Linked DNA regions of Homo sapiens: region 2 is linked to region 1. The links are chromatin loops, found by intact Hi-C in ENCODE. Cell type or tissue: PC-9. All regions are shown on one strand.

Region 1 (8,000 bases):
ACCAAATACTTAATTATTTTGTTCATTTTATCAAAACAAACCTAGGGTACCAACATTATTCTTGCCTAGGCCATGTATAGTGCTTAATTATTTTATTCATCTATAAGTGAGTTCATTGATACAAAGTGGAGAGACTTTCAATTGTGTTTTATAGAAGAAATTGGAAGGCTTTGTGAGGAATCAGAGTTGTATTCCTGAAGAATCAGAGGCATATTTATGAAGACTCACAGGCGTATTAATGAAGAGCTCATTTCATGTCCATTCTCAGCACAGTGTCCGGGAATCTGCCTTGTGGTCGGCTCTTACCTTCAGGCTGCTCTGAGCCCAGAGCAGAATGGTCATCACAGCTCTCCTCAACTTGGCATTGCCTGAGATCAGGATGGCTGCATGCCCAGAGGGACAAGCTGCCATTATCCCAACACAAACCATCACCCCTATTTTGTCGCGCCACAGAATCAGTAGGGGCACAGAGATGAAGGCAGCACAGGATGATATCACAAAGAAGCAGAAAAAGGAGACAAGAGACTTGAGGGCTTTAATGTGGGCCTCCAGGCTGGGGTCACGAGAGTTTCTGGTATAGACCTTCATTGTCCTCATGTGCCTTCCCAGGGAGACAGTCAGCATCCCAGAAGAAACCAGAAACAATAGGAAAGGAGGCACAGACCACAGATAGCAGAAGAGAAAGGAATAAAATAAATTGAGATCTTTAATCTGCCAGTTGAGCCTTGTATTGTTATTCATGAATAGCACAGTTGTGACTGTGAAGTGAGGTCTGCTAAAAAAGCACCAAACACAGAGGACAGTGCAGATGCAGGAGCAAAGAATAATACCCAGGAGCATCTGGGAGATCTTCCTGGAGACCCAGCTTGCCAAGCAGATCAGGAAGGTGTGAGAGAAACGGATGAGCTTGGAGCAGTAAAGCAGGCTGAGGCAGGCAGCAAGCCAGAGGTTGGCTTGGTTTGCAATCATCCATAGCATGATGATGGCTTGGTAGCTGTGGTTCAGTGGTTCACTCAACTTCTGGAAGTGGGTAAGCTGGATAGCACTCAGGAACAGCAGTCCATGCAGGAAAAGCCGGCTGATGCTGAGACACAGCAGCACACAATCACTGTTGCTCAGTGCCTGCCTCTTCACTACATCCCAAAAATTCACCAAGAAAACGAAGGCATTGGTCAGAAACCCCACTGCAAACTCCAGGACTGAAATGAACAGAAATGTACTCCTGACTTCATAGGACACAGTGCGGATGCGAGTTAGAGTCAACATGATGTCACTTCTCTAATTGGCTATTCTACTTCTCTTCTCTAGTTGGCTAATCTAAAGACCTGGTTGCCACCCAGTGCAGAAAGGTAAATGTACGTTCCAAGCCAGGACCTTTCCTTCACAAAGCATCCAGCTCTTTGCCTAGATCTATCCCAAAGCGAGCGCATAAAAAGTTCTGGCAGGAAACTTAGAGGGATGTTGTTTCTCTAGAACATCTCTTGGATACACGTAAGAGCTTATCATAGGGTGGAAGACTGATGGTTCTACCTCTTGGGTGATGCAAGATTAATAAATCCAGGTGTTCCTGTACAACCGCCTTCCCAGAAGGCCATAGCACAGCATCACGGATGCAAACAAAACAGGGCCTCAATTTCCCCAATCCAGTTTTGCATGCCCATCTGGACCTGTGGGGGTGGCGAAGAGAACAGGATTTGCTTATGGGTTTTGAGGCACCCTGCAGCAGGCAAAGCAGATATTCTTGGTGATCTAAGGTTTGAAATAGAGTCTCTTTTCATTTGCATTCCTTCTCTCATCTGTGAAGTAATGACTCTTATCACAGACTGTGTTTTTAATATAGATAAATGCATGGTTCCTTTCCATGTGTCAGTGTATGATTGCAGTTTTATTTGCTGTTGCCAAAGGTTTCATGCAATCATCATTATTATGCCAGGCACTGTGCCTGGCAAGGAGAATATTAACATGAACAAGACTAGCACGCTGTCATGAAGGGAGAGGAAAGGGGGCATAGCTGGTTTGGATTATTATTATGTTTATTTTTTAATTAGTATAAGTTCTGGGGTACATGTGCAGAACATGCAGGCTTGTTACATAGGCATACACCTGCCATGGTGGTTCGCTGCACCCATCAACCCGTTATCTATATTAGGTATTTCTCCTAATGGTCTCCTTCCCCTTGCCCCCTACCCCCTGACAGGCCCTGGTGTTTGATGTTCCCCTCCCTGTGTCCATGTGTTCTCATTGTTCAACTGCCACTTATGAGTGAATTTCCCCCGATAAATCCTTTAAGAGTTATTGGTGCTGCCCCATTGGTGTTTTTCGATACTTTCTCTTTGTATTTTTTATGTTTTCTTTTGACTAAAGCTCCTTTTTTATTATTAGTAGTGACATAAGTCAGTGATTACTAAAGATGTTCACTTTTGTTTTATTCTGAACTGTTCATACGCAGATATTTATGTAGTCCTTATTTGTGCATCATGATGTAGCAGTTGTATTTAATTAATTGTGTTTGTGACCACTTCATTTGGGTCATTCATGCTTACAGAGTGTCAAACACAGAATTCTGCACTTTCAACTTAAGCTAATTTTCTCCTTGTCTTCACCACACCAGGTGGCGGTGTTGCACTAAAGGTGTTTAGAAAAGATGTTTGCCTCCCTAAAAAGTCTAGGTAGAAACTTGCTCTACTGCACAAGCAGAGATATATAACTATACAGTTAGAACCATTTATATCAAGATTATAATCTTTTATTAAAAAATAAAGTTCTTTATGTTATTTCTTGGAACACCAGATCCAATCTTAATTTTTCAATAATCAAGGGCTCTTTCAGAGAAAGGTAACACAAACCTTCATTGATACACCCCCTCCATTTGACTTATGTACACACAGTGTTTGGGATTATCTAAGTAATCTCCTTTGCAGATAGTCCTTAGCTATTGGCTATTTTTTGAAAAATGGTTTACTCAGGAAGCTAAAAACAGTAAAGTCAACTGCAATGCCAGTAAGAGCAGTGGTAGGAACACAAAAGCTCCTTATTTGTTATTAGTAGTGATATAAGTCAGTGACTACATCTTTATCAGATGTAATTAAAAAAATCTTAGTCCCTGGATTTTGCAACTAAACAGATGTTAAAAATTCTTAACCTATATAAATTGGTGTTTCGACTTTTGCTGCCATTTATTTTTGGAGATTGGAATTACATTCTTTGGATTGATTTTTAAAAATTGGTCTTTGTTAGCTTGACAGAAGAACACTATTATTAGTAATATCAAACCTCATTCCCTTAAAATACCTTGCTTAGATGTTTCCAATGACTAGAGAAATGGACATACCAATATATGTTTATTAAGAGCAAAATATATTCCACCTGTTGTAATGGGCATTGAGGACACACTGGTAAACAAAGGCGTATTAGAGGAACTGAAAGAGCACAGCCTTAAAGCCATAAAGCTTAAAGTAAGCCATACCTTACTTTAGAGGAAAAACACCACTAGATGACTTCAGATAGCGGAGTGAACTGAAAGAAACAATGTTGGGGGAGAGACAACGGACAGGAAACATACAATTGGGGTAGTGTCAATAGGAAACACTGGCAGTGGCCATCATCAACAGCACTCAAAACAGATGAAATGGCACCCAGGAAGTCGATGAGGCAGGAAGGAGCTCGGTGCTTTCACGGGGAGAGGGGAGGCCCGCGTGGCTGGCTTGTAGCCACAGGTGAGGCTGGAGGGCGACTTCTTCCACTACCGTGTGATTACAATATAAAGTAACTAGTGATTGGCTATCTCCCATTCTTCCCCCGTGATTGGCTATCTCCTGTTCTCCCCCTGCCGGAATTCCTAGGACAGCGAGACAGGTGGGAAACAACAGACCTAGGAGGAGTCTCTGCACCTCCAATCTCCCCAAATAATCGGGCAAAGCAATGGACTCCAGCTTTTCCAGGAAGCTCCAGCTCCCCAGCAACCGAGTCCTCCCCCATCGCTATTTAACAGCTCCCACCAGGTGGCGCCAGAACACTGCGAGGCCTGGAATTCCTGGCAGGCTCGCAGTGCATCCTCACCTCAGCCGTTTAAATCTAGCAATAATGGGGTTCCGTATCTCACGCAACTGAAATTTTAGACTCCACTTACTGCGTTATGATAGGCTGAATTTCCTTGAATCTCACAGTTGCCCTGCGAAGAATGTAGTGATATTTCCATTGTACTGATGAGAAAGTGGTTTCAGGAAAGTTAAATAGTTAAATATCTTGGCCAAGGTAAGTAACCTAGTGAGCAGCTGGGATTCCAACCGCAGGTATTCTGATTTCACCTTTGGCGTTTCTTCCTCTGAGCCTAACTCCCAATCTAGAGTACGGGCTGGAGGAGATACCCTTGCTTTGATAAGACACCTGGTAACATTTTTTTTTTTCCCCAACCTCAGCCCTATCTGAGCTTTTTTCTTACTCTTTTTTTCTTTTTTTTTTGCGTGGGCAGGGGGAGTGCAGTTGCCCTTGTGGACTCCCTCAAGATGATAGCTCATTCCATTCCCAGGAGATAGAGAAAAATTGAGTCTGGATAGGTTTATATCTCAGGAGGCCACTGTTCTGGTAAGGGAAAGGAATGGGGAAAATTTCGCTAGGCTCGTTGAAAGAACGTGTCGATGTATGCAACAGGTTAACATAGCTATTCATAAGTTAGAGCCCTAGAGCATAAAAGGAAATTCTTCAGAATTTTTCAGGTGGATCTGGGATGATGTCTTCCTTTACTCCCTTCCTACAGGCTTCCTATATCTTCTTTGCTTCCATTATACTTTGTTCACAGCACTATTGTAGCACTTACCATATGTATTAAAATATGTATTTGTGGCTGGGCGCGGTGGCTCACGCCTGTAATCCCAGCATTTTGGGAGGCCGAGGTGGGCGAATCACGAGGTCAGGAGATTGAGACCATCCTGGCTAACATGGTGAAACCCTGTCTCTACTAAAAATACAAAAAAATTAGCCGGGCGTGGTGGTGGGCACCTGTAGTCCCAGCTACTTGGGAGGCTGAGGCAGGAGAATGGTGTGAACCCGGGAGGAAGAGCTTGCAGTAAGCCAAGATTGCCCCCCTGCACTGCAGCCTGGGAGACAGAGTGAGACTCCGCCTCAAAAAAAAAGTATTTGTTTACATGGGTATCCTCAATTATATTGAGTTCTTCAAGAGTAGGGATTATGTATTGTTCTTTTTTTTTACTCCTTATTGTATATGACAAGTAATTAGATTTTTGTTGGTTTATTTGGCCATTCACTTTAAATCCAAAGTAATGGTTTGACCAACCTTGCTTTCTTATGAATATAGGTATATTGGCCCTGCTTCAATCTAGGTGAATTCACTCTTCGGATTCTTTTTATATTTATTTCCTTTTATGAGACAGGGTCTCACTCTGTTGCCCAGGCTGGAGTGCAGTGGTGTGATCTCAGCTCACTACAATTTCTGCCTCACGGGCTCAAGCCATCCTCCCACCTCAGCCTCCAGAATATCTGGGACTACAGGTGCATGCCTCTATGCCCAGCTAATTTTTGTATTTTTTTTGTAGAGACAGGGTTTCACCATGTTGCCCAGGCTGGTCTCAAACCCCTGAGCTCAAGCGATCTGCCCGACTCAGCCTCCCAAAGTGCTGGGATAACAGGCGTGAGCCACCGAGTCTGGCCTCCTGGGATTCTAACATGTTTTCTGCACTGAAGATCAAAGGCTGAATGTCTTTGTAACCCATTATGTAGCCATTCAGGACAGCACTCATCCTAAGAGAAGAAAAAATTAGGTAGTGAAATCATTCATTAACAAAACTGTAGGCACCAAAGTGTAGGCAGGCTCTTGTTCGGGGGACATGGTGTTTGCTATGAGGGCTTGTCCTCTGTTCCAGTCTGATGGATTTCAGTCTGAATCCAAAGAACAGTTTATTAAGTAAGCCCTTTTGGCTGCAAGCAGTAAAGATTCATTCAGGTGAGCTCCAGTAATATGGATTTTTATAGGCTATATCAATAGTTCTCAAGGCTTAAGGTGCCCCACACTAGGGAGATCAGGATCACCAGGGGACTTGCTAGAAATGCAAGACTGCTGACCTATGGAATAAAAACCTCTGAAGGTGTTCATGACTGTGTTCTAACAAGTCATTCAGGTGATTCTGACGCACACTCATGTTTGACAACTACTGGGGCATAAGAGAGAAAGATTTTCCAGGACTTCAGCAATGAGCCATACTTCACAGAGATTAAACATCACTTGGGTGCTGAAACTTTATTCAGAATCCATGTTGGGGTGTTTTTTTAGCAGTAGGAGTTAATTGCCATTCACTTGAATGCTCCACTGTAAGTGATATTCAGACTCTTGTTAGAAAAGAAGGCCTTTGATGGTTTAGATGGTATAGTGCCAAGAGTCCCAGGAATTCCCAAATCCAGCTCTGCCATTTATTCCTGTTACCTGAGAAGAACAGTGAAAGGGGGTATAATGTGGGTATTACTCTTTTAAATGTGACAGCAGCACCCAACAGCTCTCGCTGCAGAGCCCTGGTACCAGTTGGGTTTAAGCAAGCAGCAGGCCTAGGTAGAATCCACACACCCAATTTGCCATTCTTTCCAGGGTAGTTACTACCAATCGCCTATGTGGTATTCTCGCCATTATCAGCGGAACTTCTGTGTTTGTTAGGCATGTCAGTATTCCCAATTTAAAAGAACTACAAATCTCATCCTTCTTTCAGATAGGAATGTCCAAATGACACAAGAAAAAGTAATTGGATGGAATTTCTTAGAAAGCCCTTGTTGCATTTCCCTTTTTCTGTGCCTGAACTTGAGTGTTATTGTTGGACTCTAACCATGGGGCAAAAGCCAAGAGAATCTCAAAGGCTTCACTCTGAAATCTTGATGGCTGAAACCACACCAGCAACTACTCTTTTCCAGCCTTCTCATTATGTGATAATGGGAAATTCTTATGTCCTTAAGCCACAATGCTTGGAACATTATTATTGGAAGCCGAATGCAATTACTAACTTATCCAATATGAAACTTACACCTTGGGACCAGAATGCGCAAGAGTGGAGAGAGGGAGAGAAGAAATGGGAGCGGGAGAGACACACACACACATACACACACACAGAGAGAGAGAGAGAGAGAGAGAGAGAGAGAGAGAGAGATTACTTACCCACTTATTTGGAGAAAGAGAGAAAGAGGAGATAACTTGCCTGCATGAAGGATCTTGGATCTAATTGCCCATCTAAGCATGAGAAGCCAAGGGTGAAATGGAGAGAAGGGCAGCCTGCTTCCTGTCTAGGTTTGCTTGTCAAGAAGAGGCAGGAAACAAGAAGTACAATAGAGGAAACCAAAGAAAAGATGTCTTTACTTCCTACATTTTAAGGCATATTGTTTTTGCCCACACGTATTTGTTAAAGGGAGGTTGGCAGAGTGGTACCGGTGTGAGGACATGTGGTTAAAGATTCTCTCACACAGTTTTTATTTCAGTTTCTCTATTTTTTCATTTTGTTCTTGCTACTAATTGATCTTGCTAGCAATTCTTTCTGTGTCTTACACTGAGAAAGAGAATCTGAGTGGTTGAGTGGTGACAGAGTGGGATGCTTCCTGAGCTGTAGGCCAATTTAAGGATTGGCTGTCTTTGGGTTAGGTGCCCATCCCTGGTCCCAGCATCTTTTTTTTTTTTTCTTTTATTATTATACTTTAAGTTTTAGGGTACATGTGCACATTGTGCAGGTTAGTTACATATGTATACATGTGCCATGCTGGTGCGCTGCACCCACTAACTCATCATCTAGCATTAGGCATATCTCCCAATGCTATCCCTCTCCCCTCCCCCCACCCCACAACAGTCCCCAGAGTGTGATGTTCCCCTTCCTGTGTCCATGTGATCTCACTGTTCAATTCCCACCTATGAGTGAGAATATGTGGTGTTTGGTTTTTTGTTGTGATAGTTTACTGAGAATGATGATTTCCAATTTCATCCATGTCCCTACAAAGGACATGAACTCATCATTTTT
Region 2 (8,000 bases), 520 kb after region 1:
CCCACATACATGAGGTTGTCATGGGCAGGAAACATGCCTCTTTTTCATATGTTGGGGCATCTGGAAGGTCTGAGGCTACATCCCCAGTAACATCTTTCTTCTGAAGCCTCTTCTATCCCTGTCACCTTGGAAGTTTCTGCAACAAAATATCAAACCTCTCTTCCTGTTTGAAGTAAAGGTCTGTGCAACTTTTGTGGTCCTTACGTGATAAAAGCAATCATGATAACAATAAGACTTCATTTCTTCTGTCTACTTTAAGCCAAGAGTATCCTTCATTTTGTTTCCATTTGCCATTGCTGCTGTTCTGATACACACAAGCATGCATTCACCACTGCTGCCGGTTCACCTTGATTCGCTCAGCAAATCTGATTATTAGACTCTCGAGTGTTTTCATTGCTGTCAAACTCATTTGATTTGAAATAAGTTTCCTGAGGCCTTGAACTCAAGAGGTGTTTTACTTATAATATTGAATCTATTCCTTTTTAATTTTCACATTATATATTGTTATATAGTACTTGTTATAAATAGAAGTACAATGATTATATTGCAGTAGAATCTTCCACCTATCTGTGGGTGATGCTGCAGTTTGTATCCATGAAAGTGAATGCACTGGTCAGAGATCATGTGATCATGGATCATGGGTTTCTGAGAGTCCTCAGGGACAGGCCATTTCTCCAAGTGTGGGGACTCGGTGTCCCAGATGCAACCCTGATAGAGGTGCCCTGAGTCTTTCATAGCTAGGAGGGGCATCATAGTCCTTCCAAATTCACTGATCAGAAATTGTGGTGGTACAGACACCAAATTTCTTTCCCCAGAGAATGATGGTCACTGAGGTGGAGTTGCTCTGGACCCATTTTTTCTTGTGTCATCATCAAATCGCTTCTTGCTCAGGTGCCCTGTGTCTCCTGGGACTGAGTAAGGCCAGCACACAGATGGGAATTCCCTGTCTTCTGAGACCTTCTCTCTAACTGCTGCCACTTTCCTCTCCGTGACTCCTGAGACACCTGGTCCTAACAGTGGACAAGCTGTGACACTGAGGCTGAACAGAACACAGTCCACTGTTGTAAATGGCGCTGCAAGAACTTGTAGCAAAAGTGAGCAGGGCTTCCAATTTATACTGAGAATGAACATGCAACAGGAGCAAGGGGCAGATGTTTCTAATGAACAAATAGGAAGGAATAGGGTTTCTGCTTTATTGAAATCATTCTGTTGTCTTAAGTAAAGCAGGAGAAACATTTCATTGCAATTACTCTAAGTCAAAGGCTAGCAGCTCCCAACCAACCAGCATAACTCTTTGCTCTGTGATCTCGGCAGCTTCAGAGGACTCAGAAATCCTTTCTCTGCACAAACATCCCTTTGTCCATTCCAAGATTCAGGATCACACACTGATCCTATCATGAAAACAATGAGGTGTGCTATAGTTGCTGTGGCCTCATTTTTAGTGTGTTGAGCAGGAAGCATTGAAGAACTTTGAAAGCTTTGCTCTTGAGTCTAGGGATGTGCTGGAGCCAGCTTGAATGACTCAGAAGAACCAAATAGGCATACTACTCTTCCCAGCTCCCCTTTCAGTGAAGCCATGTTGGCTGCTTGAAGTCTGTCATGGTGGGTATGCTGGTACACCACAAATTGGGAAATGCTACCAGCCATGCCCCCACCTTCACAGACACCCAGTATAGCAGCATATCCCTGGGGTATTTTCTGATGTCCCTGTTATGCCATTTCTTGTGGGGCCAAAAGGGCTCAGAATTCACCTCCCCTCTACTCCTGCTCTGAGAAGCCATCATCTAAGTGGGCCTCAATTGTACCTATTTCTATTCGACCTCTAAATTCTCTTGCTCTGTAGCTCTGTGTCTCCTACAAGCATGCCAGTCTGGAACATGACAACTATTTTGAATGTAACTAAAGGTATCACTGAACCAGTTCATTATTTGCAAATTATCTTTCCTTGCATGGAATATTCAGATGCTGGAGTCATTGGGAACAGAGATGGCCAAGCAGCAACTCTGGGTTGTGAACCACATACAGCCCCGCTATTCTTCTATGTCACCGACAGACCCTGAAACAAGGACTATTTTGCTTTGGAGACTAAGCAGCTCCCCACCAGTCAGGAATGACTCTGCTTTTACTTTAGGCTGAGAGGTCAGAAGGATCATGCCCTCAGTATTCTCCTCTCCAAGACAGAGTGTGGCCACTCTCCATCTCAGTCCCTGGAAGTTGTCCAGAGTTCCCTGAGAATCCCTGCTCTGGGACAGAATCACCAAGGCTCATCCTCACCAGCTCCCAACAGGCTCCAGCAGGGCTTTCCTGCCAGGTGCAGGGCACAGGAATGGCTCTGCCTGTCTCTTAGTTAGAGGGAGGCCATGCAATGATGTTTGTATAAGAGGGACTGGGATTCTGGGTCTCCATTAAAGTATTTGATAACATTTTCTTTGTTTTTGTTTTATTTGGCCATCTCACCAATTAGGACAGCAATCCCTTTACAGTTATATTGTTCTTGGCACTTGGGAAGGTTTTTGTGGTTAAGTCACATTAAGAAATTGTGCCTTTTTTTCCTGTTCAGATATAACCCAAGGCAGTGAAAGAAACAACAATAATTTTGAAAGCAGTTACTTATGCATCCTATGATAAAGGTGTTAAGTTTCATTGCCCACATCTAACTTTCAGTCTAGTGGAAATGAAAAGTCACAGTTAGGGGGCATGTGAGCATGCCCTGAGAGAGGCCGATGCCAATTGAGAAGTCTGTGCCAATCCCCAATACTGTGAGATTGAAGGGGAGGGAGAGATGACCTCTCTTTCAGACCATGCTCAACAAGGAGGGAGAGGGATTTTCATCCATGGGAAGCTGAGGAGGAGCAAATCCCAGGGTCCTCTAACTCAGGGTGCGGGAACAAATCCTTGGAGAGGAAAATGGTCCAGTTCAGCTGTCACAGGAGACAGGAGAAAGCACAGTTATCTAATCCACAGTCCCCTGGCTGATTTGCTTCCTTATGATGCTATTTTGTACCAGCATGTCCTCATCTCCCGCTGCTCCTCTGCCTGTTTCAGAATCATCTCTTCCGTGTTTGGTGCTCAGATCAGTGGATGTGCATTGTACAAGCTGATCATTTCCTGTAGCAGCCCCTTTGCTAGTCTTAGCTATATCCATCCTTAGTTTCTACATTAGGTACTGCTCCCTCCACCATTGCTTATTGCCTTGTAAGAGGTTTCATTTTATATATTTCAATTTTACTTTTTATTAATAGACATTTGACTTCATCTTTTGCTGATCTATACTTTTGGGGTAACATTGTCATTTTAGGAGGATGTGTTTGTTTATCTTTAGTGATTCACATTAAATAATCTCTTTATACCTCAACGTCTGTGTTTTCTTACTATTTAAAACCAAATATTATTTTCTTTCATTCCTCTCCTTCTATTCCTCTTTCTTTAGATGGTAGTTTAAGGGAGAAAAAGTTAAACTATAACTGGAGATATTTGTTAAGAGTTTTTCAGAATGACGGTGGGATATTAAGATTTTGGTAACTGAAAGCAATAGTCAGGGTTAGAACTAGTGTTGGTATGATGATTTAGGGAAGCTGCTCATAACACCTGCGGGACGGCACTTGTGGAATATTCTGCCGGCTCACTCAGCAGACACTTCCCAGCGGAAGAAATAATGATGAAACTTCACTTATTGGCCACAAGATGGCACTATGGTCCACTGGGCTCTGGGGAGTCTGGGCGAGCAGTCTAGGAGGGAAAGGGTTAAGAAAAATTAGGGCTTGGATCCCATATTATGCAGATGTTGCAGCAGTTTTCAGTTATTGCTAGGCTACCTACAGCTATGCAAGAGGCGGGAAGTCCCTGTAATCTTTAGTGACATCTACAGTTGAAGAATTTTTGCCTTCGTATCAGGGGCGGGTGCAGAGGAGCAAATGCCTCAGAGGAACATTGGAAATTGTCTGACCAGGCAACAGCTTTAACCTGCTTGAGTGATCTGGGATTCTGCAAGTTCATAAGTCTTACTGATAACATCACCTTGGCTGAGATTCCATTGGACACCAAGTATGTGTTCTCTGGAGGGCAAAAAATATTGAGAAGTTCTAAAACACCTAAGTAAACAGACTACTGAAGGAAAATGTTAGTAGACACATCAAACTGTGCTGTTAGAGCTGAATATAATTGACTAGAAGAATTATCAAAAATAGACTATAAATAAGTCACTACTAAAGTATTTGTGGGCATAGAACAGTGTTTGAGTCTTCTCAGGGTAGATTAAGGAAGAAATTCAGCTATTATCCTCATGACCTTGGCTTGGATGAAAATGCATGGACTCCTCAATTTATTTTCTTGTAAAATGTTACAGAATAATATTGAGCAAACATTTTATTTTTCTCCAGCCTCTATCCCTCTTTAGCACTTACAGGTAGAGCAGACACCTAGACGCAAGGTTTTTTAGTTGGGATCCATTAACTGCAGGACTGGAGATCCACAGCTGGGCTTTACAGGGATTGCAAACCCCACATGCAGGGAACCCCGTGTGTCTGCGCTGTGCCCAACTCCCCTCTGTGAGGCTGCCAAAGGCGGAGGGCCGGGTGTCCCAGGACCCCACTCACAAAGAGGGGAGCAGGCTGCTTGCTGGGCAAAAAAATCACTTCACCAATTGGCCAATCTGTTGAAAGCCAAAAAGAAATGAAAGTCTCAATTGTGAGACTGATGAATGCCCAATTTCCCAAGTTATGAAACGGATAGCAGCTCATGGTTCTCAGAATGATTTCAACAGCATATGAAGATATTTTTAGAGAGCTTTTGTTTGTCTACAGCTTTCCTTGATATTGATCCTCACTTGTTTTTCAGCCCACTCATCACTTGAGCTTATTTTGTGGCCAAATTTCAATGTTGTCTATTTCAGTCACTGAGCACTTCTCACATTCTCCAAATCTTACACAGCTATGTGTGTTCCTGTCTTTTCTTCTTTTTGTGTGATTCATTTTTAAATTGGGCTGTGCAGAATACAAGCATACATTTGTAAATGACTCCCATCTTTTATGCAATTTAGCTGTTTAATTTTTAGTAATACTTTTTATTAAGGTATAATTAATAGAGAGTAAAACACAAATATTAATAGAAGGACATCCTGGTACATTTTGACAAATGCATACGCCAGTGCAATAGTAACTGAAATGATTATAAAAAAAATTTCCGTCACTCAAGAAAGTGTCATCATGCTCCTTTCTAATCAATTTCTATCCCAGGGATAAAAACTTTTCTATGTGTATCACTGTTGAGTAGCTTTGTCTATTCTTGAGCTTCATATAATGGAATCATATTTTTATTGAATTGTTTTTCTCCAAAATTAGTATTTCTGAAGTATATTCATATCGTTGTATCAGTAGGTCATTCTTATGACTAATATTCCATTGCATAAATATACTACAACTTGTTTATCCATGCTCCTGTTGATGGATATCCATGTTACTCCTGTCTTCAACTATTATGAATAAACTTGTTGTGAACATTTTTGTGGAATTCTTCCTGTGGACATATGCATTTTTTTTAAAGAAATAGACTTAAGAGTGGAAATACTGACTCATAGTGTAGATGTGTGTGCTATGCTTGCATGTCCTCACAAAATCTCATGTTGAAACTTGTCAAGGTAATGGTATTGGGAGGTGGGACAGCTATGACTAGGGTCATGAGGGATCTGCCCTCAGAAACAGATCAATGCCCTTTATTGTGGGAGTGAATTAATTATCTTGGGAATGGTCTTCTGATAAAAAGGATGAATTCAGTCATTTTCTCTGACTTCGGTGCTTGCTTCCCCTTCCTTCTGCCTTGGATAACAGCAGGAGGCCCTCAGCAGTTATTGCCCTTCTATCTTGGACTTCTCAGTCTCCAGATCTATAAGCCAAATAAAACTATTGTCTTTATAAATTGCCCATTCCATGGTATTTCTCTATAGCAGTAGGAAAGAAATTGAAAGAAAATATGGTACCTGAGAGTGAGGCTGTTGCTATAATACCTGAAAATGTAGAAGCAGCTTTGGTTAATGGGAAGTGGCTAATGGATAGAGGCTGAAAGAATTGGGAGGAGCAGACTAGCAAAAGTCTAGATTCCTGAAAACAGAGCATAAAGGGCAATTCTGGTGAAGGCTCAGGGGGAAATGAGGAACAAGGTATTGAAAATCGAAGTAAATGCCATCCTTGTTGTAAGTAGCAAAAACCTTGGCAAAATTGTGTCCTGTTCTAGAACTTTATGGAATATAAAAATTATGAGCCATTTGCTAGTATATCTGCTGAAAGAAATATCTAAGAGGCAAAGCATTCAGGCTACTGTGTGACTACTTTTAGCCACCAGGAAATTTAACCCAGCAAGAAGGGAGCCATGGGAATAGATTTTGCAAACCAGCACAGATGGTGACTCTACCTCCCTCTGCTGTCCTGTCTCCCATAAGCCAAACTCTGTGCTGTGAGCTGTTAAAGTCCAAGAATTATTTCTGGGGAATCTGTACTCTTAATAATTTACAGACAACACAGGTCTGCTTTGGATCTGATCAGACAGACTAAATCTTGGGGACTGTACCAGTGGCCACTGAGAAAAGGGGCTCGGAATGTTGTCTTGGATAGAAAAATATAATAAGAAACATTGGTGTGAATCTAGCATCAGAAAGATGACGTGAGGACAGCAAGGAAGAGCTGGAAACTGAGGTTTACTCACAGGCTCCTCACCCTCCGCTGATGGGCAGGTGTGTGAGCTCCAGCATGGAGCACCACAGCACTAGGTGGGAGAACGGTGATAGGGTGATGGGGCAGCCTGTGAGCTGGGGCAGTGTAGGCAGAGGAGGAACTGTATCACCACAGAAACTTCTGCCTTCACACATCCCTCCAGCTAGGCAGGACAGGTAGAGAGTCCAGTGTCCTGGAGCACTAGACCTAAGGAAGGCTGCATGGGGAGGACAAAGGACAGTGACATCACAGGATACCCCTCCCATCAGGAAAATCAAGGCCCAGAACTCACTCGGCTCTTCCCCAGGAGAACCAAGCCCTGAATCAGATGCAGTGCTTCCTGTCCCTCTGTGCCATGGGCCCCGGGCTCCTCTGCTGGGCACTGCTTTGTCTCCTGGGAGCAGGTGAGTCCTGGGCACAGGACAGCAGCCCCATTCTCAGCTTTCCCACCCCTGTGTCCTCCACTTTACCTTGGGGAGGACCTCCAGGCTGTCCCTGTGCTCATCCTCCATCTGCTTTTCCCACAGGCTTAGTGGACGCTGGAGTCACCCAAAGTCCCACACACCTGATCAAAACGAGAGGACAGCAAGTGACTCTGAGATGCTCTCCTAAGTCTGGGCATGACACTGTGTCCTGGTACCAACAGGCCCTGGGTCAGGGGCCCCAGTTTATCTTTCAGTATTATGAGGAGGAAGAGAGACAGAGAGGCAACTTCCCTGATCGATTCTCAGGTCACCAGTTCCCTAACTATAGCTCTGAGCTGAATGTGAACGCCTTGTTGCTGGGGGACTCGGCCCTCTATCTCTGTGCCAGCAGCTTGGCACAGCCCATCAGAGTCACTGACGTTCTGTATATAAACTTCCTGCCTTAGCTTTGCCTTGAGAGCTGCAGGCCCCACCCAGATTTCACTCCTTCAAGGGAAGCTTTTAGTTGTTTGGAAGGCATGTCTTGTGTCCTACTGAGGGCAGAGCTCTCCCAACCAATAAAGCCCAAGTTTCCTGTGTCCTGAGTGTGCCCACTTCTGTGCTGCATCTTCTTGCAGCTTGTCACCTCAGTACAAGAGTGACTGCTGAGCCCCAGATGTGTGCTTGATTATTTGCATTTCTTACATAGCTTAATGCCTTTCAACAATCTTGCACATCAAACATTCTTATTCTTCCTTTACAGATAGAAGGCTCAGGGACATTGAGTCATTTTCCCCAATGTCTCTTGGCTTGTAAGGATCAGAAGTAGGAAACAAACTAGTCCATCCATTTTCCACCTACCCCCCTGCTCCATCATCATCTTCTGCATCCT

The links. Hi-C counts contacts between places; a loop is a spot of excess contacts. Peaks named below come from ENCODE experiments on the same cell type or tissue, not always from the same donor. Only the 100,000 strongest peaks of a DNase experiment are listed, where the experiment ranks them.
Region 2: it touches region 1 in a loop (8-fold over the local background); 4 of 110 quality-filtered maps call a loop at or near these places.

What each region holds. Positions count from the first base shown.
Region 1 is chr7:141,972,424-141,980,423 of GRCh38, forward strand. It overlaps TAS2R38 (taste 2 receptor member 38), which reads right to left and starts at 1,350. Exons shown (of 1, transcript NM_176817.5): 1 at 208-1,350. The coding sequence starts at 1,266. The coding sequence ends at 265. In PC-9, CTCF peaks have their summits at 2,610 (motif pointing right), 4,005 (motif pointing right) and 4,214; a DNase peak (open chromatin) is centred at 4,008.
Region 2 is chr7:142,493,010-142,501,009 of GRCh38, forward strand. It overlaps TRB and TRBV5-6. Among named protein-coding and RNA genes, the nearest start is that of MIR11400, 22 kb to the left of the region's middle. In PC-9, CTCF peaks have their summits at 3,675 (motif pointing right), 3,878, 6,035, 6,257 and 3 weaker places; a DNase peak (open chromatin) is centred at 3,922; H3K4me3 peaks cover 398 bases; H3K27ac peaks cover 2,150 bases.